Linked DNA regions of Homo sapiens: region 2 is linked to region 1. A link is a loop called in an ENCODE intact Hi-C map of the cell type or tissue named here. Cell type or tissue: transverse colon. All regions are shown on one strand. Each heading gives the region's core, and the rest is flanking DNA. Links, peaks and the distances in the headings are about the cores only. Region 1 overlaps CUX2 (cut like homeobox 2). Region 2 overlaps CUX2 (cut like homeobox 2).

Region 1 (5,367 bases), core at 246-5,245:
ACTTCCTTGGCTCAAGGGTGGACTTATGACCCGGTCCAGCCACTCCCCCTCCCCCATTTAAAACACAGAACGTGACTGAGAACTAGAACTGGATTTGCAAGGGACCAGCTGGGATGGAAAGGGAATGGTCACGGGTGGGACACTGGGAGGGAGGGCAGGGGTCCCCACTTTGATCAGTCAATGAATATTTCTTAAATACCTACTATGTGCCTGGCATCATGCCAGGGGCTGGGTACACAGGTGAACAAGACCGAGTCAGGGTTTAATGAGGGAGATGGACATTTATGGGATGGCCGTTTGGAATGAAGTCCAATGATTTATGCCTGTGATGAGGGCTCAGATGGAAGCGCAGGGGCCGTGGGGGCTTGGGGATGTCCTGTGGTGGTGATATCCCAGGGCTGAGCTGGAAGACCGTGTGCATGTGCCAGGTCCAGGAGCGTGTCTGGACTCTGTAACGGGGAATGACAGCAAGGGGGTCAGCGGTCGGCGCAGGGGAAAGCAGGGCTGAGAGAGGCCTGGGAGCAGACTGTGCAGGACCACACAGGGCCTTTTGCTCAAAGCCAGCAGCAGCCAAGGGGGGTTTGGAAGGATTAGTTTACCTTTCAGACGTTCCCTGAGCTACCGCACAGAGATCAGACTGGACAGGGCAATAGTGGGAGCCCTAGAGGGGACCGTGGACTCCCCTCCTCATTGAGGATCCCCTCACAGGGAGCCTAGCAGGACCCCTGGAAGGCCAGGAAACAGTGCCCAAAAGGGTCAAGGACTTTGGAATGCATTTCAGCCCCAGCCCTGCCCCTGACTGACCTGTTTAAATCACTTCCCCTCTCTGAGCCTTGGTTTCTTCACCTGTAAGATGGGCATAATACCAACACCCGCCGTGGAGGAGTATTACAAAGATAAATCAGGAGACCACATATAAGGTGCACAGGATGGGGACACCAAGCACCCAAGAAATGTTCATGATGAATTCTGTTTACTAGCTGTGTGACCTGGGGATGTTTAACTTCACTTCTTTGGGCCTCAGTTTCCAAATCTGCAGAATGGCATTAATAACGATCCTACTTCATGGTGGTGTTGAGAGGATTGAATGGGTTAGAATGGTGCGTGGCACAGAGTTCATTCCGGCTGATCTGAGCCATCGCCGTGGTTGTTGTTGTTGTTGTTGTTGTTGTTTTGCCTGCCCTTTCCTTTAGTTTCGTGTATGACATGATTGGTCAGCAGGGGCCATGGTTTTGTTTTTTTTTTTTGGTGTTGAGTCTCACTCTGTACCCCAGGCTGGAGTGCAGTGGTGCGATCTCAGCTCACTGCAACCTCCACCTCTCGGGTTCAAGTGGTTCTCCTGCCTCAGCCTCCCGAGTAGCTGGGACTACAGGCACATACCACCATGCCACCATGCCCAGCTCATTTTGTATTTTTAGTAGAGACAGGGTTTCGCCCTGTTGGCCAGGCTGGTCTGGAGCTACTGACCTCAGGGGACCTGCCCGCCTGGCCCACCAAAGTGCTGGGATTACAGGCGTGAGCCACCGTGCCCAGCCCCTGGGACTGTAATTTTTACCCTGACCCCGGATCATGCCATGGCACTAGTCCAGATCCTGTCTTGTGCTCCACTGCATCCCTGGCAGAATTCCAGCCCCCATGGGGCCCCCTGACCCCACCCTCCCCCCACCTCACCCTGCTGGGCTTCTGACCTTGTGTCCCTCCTCACCTTGGACAACAAGCTCATCAGAATTAAAGGAGTCTTCGGGAACCCTCCACACCCCTGACTGGTGCCTGCAGGTGTTCCTCTCTACAGTCTCATTCATTCCCTCACTACTTCCTCCCTCTCCTGCTTTCCAAGAAGCAGAATCACCTTCCACTTCTCCAGCGCAGGACATGAGCAGATCCCTCTACAGGGAGGGAAACCAATTCCACGGACCCTTAAGAATTGCTCCTCTCAGCCTGAGTCTGCAGACCTCCACCGAAGAACCCTTGACATGTGGCATTCAAATCTTGGGCTAAGAAATGATCCTTCAGCCGCCAGCTGTCCCTGCAAAGGAGAATTTGGGCCTTTACGACAGGCCGAGAAATAATTTCTTTGGATTCGTGTCAACATAGAAAAGTAAAAGGAAAGGTTAGGGGACACACAGTTTGGAAAACGCTGGCTTTGGCTCTCATATTCTGGAACTTTCTTCCTCCCAGTCTGATAGGAACAAAGGGCCTCTGAGGATCTGGTGGGACTGAGGCCTCCAGTCCTCTCCTCTCCTGGACCTCTCAGCTCCTGCAGCTGTGGTGGCCCCATGCCTGGGTCCCAGGGAAAACCTAGTCCTCCCCCAGCCTCCCCAGACCCAAGGTTGCCTCCCCTCCTCAAAGTGAGAAGGCCGGTGGGCGAGGCTCCCCTGAGTTATTGAGGGAAGAAATATGGCCGAGAACCCTTTCTGTAAAAATAACCTCCCGGGCTCCTCCTTTATGGGTGAGGGAAAGTGCTTAAAATGCTTAGAGGGAATAAACAGCTTTTAATGAAGTTACATTGCCACATAATGGGTATCATAAAATTGCCTTCATACTACAGGGTCCCAGGATGGCATTTATTATCGACTGCGCCGGAATAGTCTTTGCAGAGCTCCGGCAGCTGCAGAGAGAAGAATGCAAAAGTCTCCTTAAATTACCTGATTGAAATAACCAGGCGGAATATTCCGCGGGGCCGCCGCGTGCCAGGGAAGCCGCCTTTGGGGTGGTCTGTCAGAGGCGGTTTGTGCATTCTGAGGAACACAGGAGTTTCATTGCAGCAAAACAGATGTTCATCTTGTTTCTCCATCGGCTGTTTGATGAGAAATTTATTGCTCTTCCGCTGGGCAGGAGGCCCCTCTCGGCTGTGGAGTCTATTAGGCAAGCCAGCAGCTGGCGGGAAGCCAAGGTGAGGCTGTTTTGATGAAACCCATGAAAAGCTTTGGCTTGGAGGCGCCGGTAATAATGCACTGGCTAGACTCTCCTGATTGGGCGATTGATTGGCCTGATTTGATTTATTGATCAATACCCTCAAATTTGGCGTCTGAGAAGCTGCACTAATCTTTAACTGTTGTGAACATCTCTACCTGCTGGAGAATTAGATCCTGATAAGGAATGTATGAAAGGAATCGGGGCTTATCTTAATCACACACCGGGCCCCAGCACTGCCCGAGCCGGCGAGGGCCTCTGTGCACCAGCTCCATTGCCAGGCAGGCCTGCGCAGATCTATAAATTGATGGAATTCAAAGCCTCCAGCATCGATTACCGTTATAACAAACAGTGGTGCACAGAATGTCTGATTATTTTTAGACAAAGATTCTGTTCTCTCAGCAGCAATTTTGCTGAGGCTGTCACTGTGTCAGATGTCTACTGTTGATTGCAATTAGATGCAATACAAAAAAAAATTAAACTATCTGCATCCTCACTCTTATTTCCAGTTATTAAATCTCTCTCTTTGTTTGCCATTTCCTCATGATATCTACAGCTGGATGAAATATTTGGTTGGCAAGAGAAATCCTTGTAATTCATGGGGGGTGCAAGGACCCACTGACTCATCGGATTATCTCCGACGGGTGCACCTAATCTGGGAGGAGGGGAGGCGCACAGGGAGGTGGGGGGACATTTGTTTAAAAATGTGCAAAGGGAAGACTTGATGCAAAGATGTTTCAGGGCAGGGTCGGGGGATAAAAATCAATCTCTGAAGCCCTCCCGAATGACTGTGATGGGTTTAATCTGTGTTCCGTTCCCTTCCACATAGAGCAGGACCTAACTAGAGACATGCCCCCATCCTAGGGCCCCGGGGAGGTTATCCATAGTGATCAGAGCTCAAAGGTTGGCACCACTTGAAATAATTAATTCCTCTAAACAGAGGACCACTTCCACGCTAAATCATACCTGAAGAGTGGGCTCCAGGTAATTGCAGGTATGAACAAATTAGGCATTCTCTTTTACATACAGCCCGGCGGCCAGCATCCTGGCGTTGGGCAAATCCATTCATCATCCTGACGTTCTCCAGTTGATCCGTCTTCTCAGAGCCATTAGCCCCCACGTCCTTGACGGTGGAACAGTTGTAAACTCGAGACCATCCGTGGGGTGGCTGAGACTGACAATTCATTACGCAGTTGGATGGAGAAGGCGGCTCAGGTGACAATGCTGAGGCCTCCCAGTTCCCAGAAGCTGGCTCCGCTTGGAATTGGCAACTGCTGGCTAATTTTAGAACAGTCATCGTTGGGGATGGAGAAGGAGGAGGAGGCAGCTTTGACTTTGGGGTCAGACGAGCGGGTCCTGCAGAAATTGGCTGAGCTCAGTAACACATTGATCACCAAGGCAAGTGGTCATCTTCGTTCAGGTGGGCATGGGACAGTGGTCCCTGAGCCAGCCCAGGATACATTCAAGTGCCCCCAAAAGGACATTCCAGGGGAGCCAATGAAGGGACTCATAGCTCCCTGGTGACAGGGAAAGGGCCAGTCTCGTTCAATAATCGGAATAGCACCAGCCATTTATTCGCCACCAACTGCCCCGGATCCTGTACCAAGCATTTGACATGCACCTTCCTCCTTCAATCTGCCCGGGTACCTTGGGAGGAGGTTATAATTCTACCTGTTTGGGAGATGCAGAAACTGAGGCTCAGAGGCCTTGAGCAACTTGTCCAAGGTCACACAGCTAAGAATGGGTGAGGCTGGAAGTCAAATTCAGGTCAGTTTCTGAAGTTTATGTGCTTCACCCCAGTTGAGAACTCAATGAATATTTGTGGAATGGCTGGATGAATTACTGAATGAATGAATGATATGTGAACATCCAGTCGGGACTCAGCTGGGCTCTGGGATAGCCAAGAATGACAGGGTCAGGCTGTCCCTCAGGCAGGCCTGGCATTTGGGCCTCCAAGCCTGCTGGGGGTGGCTCCTGCTTCATCTTCATGGGCATAGAGCTGTGCCCAGGCTCCAGTCCCCTCAGTTGGAGGAGCCAGTTTAACATCACCAGAGAATTCTGTGCAAGGAAATCTCAGGGTCTGAGGGGTCTGGCAATAGGCAGAAGCAACACCGGGGTCTCAGAGGCAGGGTGAGGTTGTTGTTTACCTGGCTGGGAGCCAGATTGCTTCGAGCCAGGATAGCATGGGGGTTAAACGCTCAAACCCTAAAGTCAACAGACCTTGGTTTGAATCCCAGCCTCATCACATTCTTAGCTTTGTGTGACCTTGGGCAAGTGACTAAACCTCTCTGGGCGTCACTTCTCCATCCTGCAGGTAGGGCTGATGACAGTGCATCCCTGTCCAGGTGACTGTGAGATAGAATGAGGTCATACACATCAGTGCTCACATAGTGCCTGGCGCGTTCTGTTTGGTGGCAGTAATTATTGGCCTAGGGCATTTGGGGAGTCCCACCA
Region 2 (5,367 bases), core at 292-5,291, 83 kb before region 1:
TAGAGGGTCAGCCGCAAGCACCCAGGGACTTCACCTCAGTCTGCCCAGCACCAGATACCCCATAGCATCTCTTATGCTGTTTATTGAATGACTAGCCATGTGTTTTCCTGGGGTGGGAACAGCTGTGGTTAAGAGCATGAGGGTGGCCAGGCGCAGTGGCTCATGCCTGTAATCCTAGAACTTTGGGAGACAGAGGCAGGTAGATAATTTGAGCTCAGGGGTTCAAGGCCAGCCTGGGCAACATGGTAAAACCCCATCTCTACAAAAAATACAAAAATTAGCCAGGTGAGGTGGCGCACGTCTGTAGTCCCAGCTATTCTGGAGGCTGAGGTGGGAGGATTGCCTGAGCCCAGGAGGTTGAGGCTGCAGTGAGCTGTGATTGTACCACTGCACTCCAGTGTGGGCAAGAGAGTGAGACCCTATCTCAAAGAAAAAAAAATGGATGAAGGTTAGATACTCTTGGTATCAAATTCCTGTCTGTTACCCACTGTGTGTTCTTAGGCAAGTGGTCTGCCTTCTCTGAGTCTTTATTTCCTGGTCTAATGAGGTAAGGAGGGAAATGACTTCACCATTTTAAGTCTCAGTTTCCTCATTTGTAAAGTAAGCATAGCAGTGCTCCCCTCCTTGAGGGCTGCAGTGAGAGGTAGATGAGAGGGTGCAGGTGAAGGACTCAGTGTGTGAGTTATAGCTGTTCTTATTAAAATTGTATTGATCAATATTACCGTTACTACCATCACTACTTTTTCTCTCCATGAAATAAGCGAAACTCACAGCCTCCATTTTGTCTGCTTCAGACATTGTCAACCCTTTCAATGTCTCAAAGCCAGAATGAAGGAGCATGCTGGGTGCCATGTAGGGTCCGGAAATGCTGGGCCTGGAGTGAGTCCCTGCACATGGTGGTTGCTCTCATGCATCTGCTCCGTGCAGGAGCAGTGAGCTGGCCCTGGAGCTGAGTCCCCTTGTGCAAGTCCGAGCCTCCTCGAGCAAGGGCTCAGAGGCTGACAGGGTCAGCAGTGATGCTGGGACAAGAGAGAGTGCCAGGGGCTCAACAAGTGGCTCGTGGATGAGTGATGGTTCCAGGATTAAGTGTGCCACCGAGCCCCCCATCAGCAGGGAGAACCAAGAGCTGCCTGGTGCTCAGAGCAGTTATCACCAGAGTCTGGTCCGCATTCTTGCCAACAGCCTAGAGAGTACAAAATGGAGCCCTCCGGTGGGGGTGAGGGGAAATCAGACCTTGGAGGTCTCAAGTTCCCTACCTGCCTGGGCTGAGGTTCTTTGTCTGCCCCGGGCTGTTCTATCCCCTACCCCTCACATCCTTTCTTGCTCTCCCAGAAGCCAGTTGGGTTTACCCAAATTATCATCCCCATGGCCACCACAGAGCAGAGTGGGAGGCGGGGCCCTTTGCTGGGTGCTCCCCGTATGGAATCTTAGGAGCTTTTATCACTTACACCCATTTTCCAGAAGAGGAAACTGAGGCTCACAGAGGCAAAGTCACTTGCCCGAGGCCCCATAGCCATCCCGTGGTCCTGTCCCTCTTCTCTGATGCTTCACATCCCCGCTTCCCAGCTCAGTGGCACCTCCAGCCTCCTCTTTCCCTCCAGAAAGCAAGGCCAGCTCAGCCACGGGGTGGGTTTGTGAGTTGAGCTGGAATTGTTCAGGAGATCTGGCTTGAAGAAGTTAGTAGGCTGTAATCCCAACACTTTGGGAGGCCGAGGCAGGTGGATCACTTGAGGTCAGGAGTTAGAGACCAACCTGGCCAGCATGATGAAACTCCATCTCTACTAAAAATACAAAAATTAGCCAGGCATGGTGGTGGGCACCTGTAATCCCGGCTACTTGGGAGGCTGAGGCAGAGAATTGCTTGAACCCAGGAGGTGGAGGTTGCAGTGAGCCAAGATCACACCACTGCACTCCAGCCTGGGCAACAAAGCAGGGCTCCATCAAGAAAAAAAAAAGAAAAAGAAGAAGTTGGGAGGCAGCTAAGATCTTGGCTTCAGAAGGTGAGTCCCTGTTGTCAAGATAAAAAGGATTAAATCCTAAAAGCAGAGCCTTGCCAACACATCGGACAGAGCCCAGCACCCCCGAAAGTTCTGCACTGGGCATCCTTCCTGTTCCCTTCTCATGCCTCTGATGGGAGCTCTGGTCCAGATACACCCAGGAAGGTGACATGAGACCCTCAAATGTGTGTGTGTCACCTGAGACCACCAGGTGTGGCCTTGGAGTGAAAACCCATGTTGTTCTGGGCTCAGGTACTCAGATGCCTGTCTTGGGGTGACAAACCCCATCTCCCACTGCTTCCTGTTCAATTTTGGGAAGTGTTTTGGGAAATGACACACTGCTCACCTGCTTGTCCCCAAGCCCTCCATCTCCAGAGAGCAGGATGGGAAGTTGGGGAGGAAGCAGAGGAGCCAGGGTCTTTCTTTTTGGCTTTATTTATTAGCAACAAATACGAGAGCTTAGAGCAAGGCACCAGCAGCAGAGGGAGCCTAAAATGATATTAATCACAGCAGCAATAACTAATACATATTCATGTGCCTACCCGGGGCCAGATCTGGGGAGCTCCTAGATAACTAAAATGGGCTTCTGCTCTCAGGGGGGTCACTGGCGTGAGCAGACCACCCGTGACTGCACAAGACAGCGTTTTCTCACAGCAGCAGGTCCTGCTCGGCAAGCGAGGCGCTCAGAGTCAGGAGCCAGGGAGGATCCGCAAAGAGACTGCAGCGAGCAGGCAGGGGATCGGGGTGGCTGTTTTGTACCTGGGGCACAGCATTGGGCACCAGGAATGGCGTGGGCATTGGCACAGAGAACCCAGGCTCCAGGGCGTGTGAGTCGTTTTGCTGGGTTAGAGGTGAGCTTGGAGTGGTTGGTGGGTGTCAGATCAGACAAGGCCCCAAGGCCACCACATGGAGTTTGGACTTTTCCCCGAGGCTCAGAGTAAGGATTTGGGGAGTTTAGTTCTAAGAGCTACAGGAAGCCATTGAAGGGCGTAAGCTTGGGACAGTAGTGACAGGATCCACTTACCTTTTGCAAAGAAGTCTCAGGCCACCATGGAGAGGAGGGTCGTAGGGGTAAGAACAGAGTCGGGAGCTGGGCGCTGTGGCTTTACGCCTGTAATACCACCACTTGGGAGGCCGAGGCAAGTGGATCACTTGAGGTCAGGAGTTCAAGACTAGGCTGGACAACATGGCAAAACCCTGTCTCTACTAAAACTATAAAAATTAACCGGGTGTGGTGGTGCCTGCCTGTAATCCCAGCTACTTGGGAGGCTGAGGCAGGAGAATCACTTGAACCTGGGAGGTAGAGGTTACAGTGAGCCAAAATCATGCCACTGCACTCCAGCCTGAGCGACAGAGCGAGACTTCGTCTCAAAAAAAAAAAAAAAAAGAACTGAGTGGGAGAGACAGGGAGGAGCTGCTGCAGTCATCGGCCTTGGCACCGGGGATTCCCGGGTACAGGCCAACGAGGGACCTTTCAAAGTAGATACGCATCTCTGGAGGGAGGCCACTGAGGCTGCTGTGAGCTGCCTTGCCAGCATTTCTCCTTTCCATCCCACATCTTGACGCTCGGGGACTGCGGAGCCCCAGTTGACAATATGGTGACATGTTAACGGGGGAATGGCCGGAGGGGACCTATACCCCCAGCCCCAGAGCAGCTCAGACAAGAGCAGGAAGCCAACGTCACCTCCCTCTCTCTAGCAAGGACTCATGTTGGTCTCCTGATTCCCTTTCTCTTCGTGAGTTCAGAGGAGGAGGACAGTGAGCCACGCTGGAGGGACTTGGCCTCGGCTGGCACAAGCTGGGTATTCATTTATTCATGCACTTAGCAGCCGCCCATGGGGCTCATGCCTGGTGCAGGGGAAAGGGGGAGCACCGCAGACTGCCTCCTCCCCTCAGGGAGCCCCCAGACAGGAACGGCCAGAAGTGCAGCATGTAGAACCAGCCTGAGAAGAGCTGTCCCTGAGTAGGAGCCGGGAGGCCTCTGGAGTAAGGATAGGTGCTCAATATAGCCTGGAAGGCCAAGGAAGTCTCCCAGAGGAGGCCACCTACATCATCTGCTCAGTGAAGGCAGGAACTGGGTTGCCCATTCAATACAGGATCCCAAATGCTCAGCAGTGTGGAAGGAAGTGACTTGGAAGCTCAGACCTGAAGGGCGACCAGGTCCTGCCCCAGCAGAGGCAGGAACGTGTGTTCAAGGTGGAGGAAACGGCCTGGCCAAAGGCTCGGAGGTGGGCTTTGTGCAAATCACTGTTCAGAGTGCCTGGGACCTCCGGGTGAGCAGGGTGTGGCAAGAGCTGAGGCTGGAGGCCAGAGGCAGTGCTGCATTTTGGGGTCTAGGCCTCTGAGCTCATAAAAATAGCTCGGTGCTTTCTTAAACCGTTATGTGGTTTCTCTTCTTCCTTCATTTCTTGCCAAGCCCGGAAAGCCAGGTTGGGTCACTGCTGGGAGGTATGAGGTGAGACTCGGGTTTGCAGGCAGGGCAAGTTGTGGGGAGGTGGGGGTGGCCCCCTATTTGTTGGGGGCAGACCTGCCATTTGAAAGCCACCATCCTCATGTGTAGCCCTCACATGGGAGAACAGGATTGGACCTGCAGGGATCCTGGCTGGGGTGAGATGGAGTCTCAGGGGAAGGTGGGGGATGTCTCTGCCAGCTTTGGGGCTCCCAGTCTCTCTGATCACCTATTGGGTTTATTGGGCGCCGAAACTGGGGCCTGCACGGATGGTGTAAAATCAGACCCAGGCAGCCTGGGTCAGTGCCCATCATTCAGAGTGACCCTCTGTCCCCTCCATGCCCAGCGGGGCCGATGGGCAGCTAGGAGGCGAGGGACCGTCTGGCTCAATCGAGAGCCAAAGAGGTAATGCTAATGTCTTTTAAAATTAGAATGAAAATGTTTATTGCAGAGCAGAACCTGCGTCAGCTCAGAGTCCTGTGGGAAGGGAACGGCTTTATCGCAGCCTTTCGCTTTTATTTTTGCACATTCGCTTTTTATTTGCCGGTGGTGCTGCTGACGGGCCCTCGGAGCGGGGCTGTGTCTGGACACTTCTGGGAGCCTTGGACGGCTCTGGAGAGGAGGCAGGAGCTGCCCAGGGTGAGTGCAAGGACCCGCCGAGGGTTGAGAGGACTTGGGGGATGTGAGAGCAGGAGCCTGTGACTGTGTGTGTGTGTGTGTGTGTATGTGTGTGTGTGCTTGTGTCTGTGTGTGTCCTTGTGCCTGTGTGTGTCCTTGTGCCCCTTTGTGTGTCCAGCTCGATGTATGCGTGGCCTGTGTGGCTCTCCGTGTGTCTTTCTCTGCGTGTGTGGTGGCCGCGAGAGCCGTCCATGCATGAGATTGAGTGTGGATCTCTGCCTATCTCTGTGTGTGCACTCATGA

Evidence for each region. Hi-C counts contacts between places; a loop is a spot of excess contacts. Peaks named below come from ENCODE experiments on the same cell type or tissue, not always from the same donor. Only the 100,000 strongest peaks of a DNase experiment are listed, where the experiment ranks them.
Region 2: a loop joins it to region 1, with 3 times the contacts of the local background. A loop is called at or near these places in 1 of 110 quality-filtered maps.

What each region holds. Positions count from the first base shown.
Region 1 is chr12:111,178,448-111,183,814 of GRCh38, forward strand. The region is part of intron 1 of CUX2 (cut like homeobox 2); the gene reads left to right. Among named protein-coding and RNA genes, the nearest start is that of MIR6760, 120 kb to the right of the region's middle. RefSeq lists an enhancer at 4,194-4,694. In transverse colon, for the core only: no CTCF peak of the experiment used is centred there; a DNase peak (open chromatin) is centred at 2,880; H3K27me3 peaks cover 3,169 bases.
Region 2 is chr12:111,095,033-111,100,399 of GRCh38, forward strand. The region is part of intron 1 of CUX2 (cut like homeobox 2); the gene reads left to right. Among named protein-coding and RNA genes, the nearest start is that of CUX2, 64 kb to the left of the region's middle. RefSeq lists enhancers at 3,844-3,943, 4,054-4,133, 5,069-5,367. In transverse colon, for the core only: no CTCF peak of the experiment used is centred there; no DNase peak of the experiment used is centred there; H3K27me3 peaks cover 1,162 bases.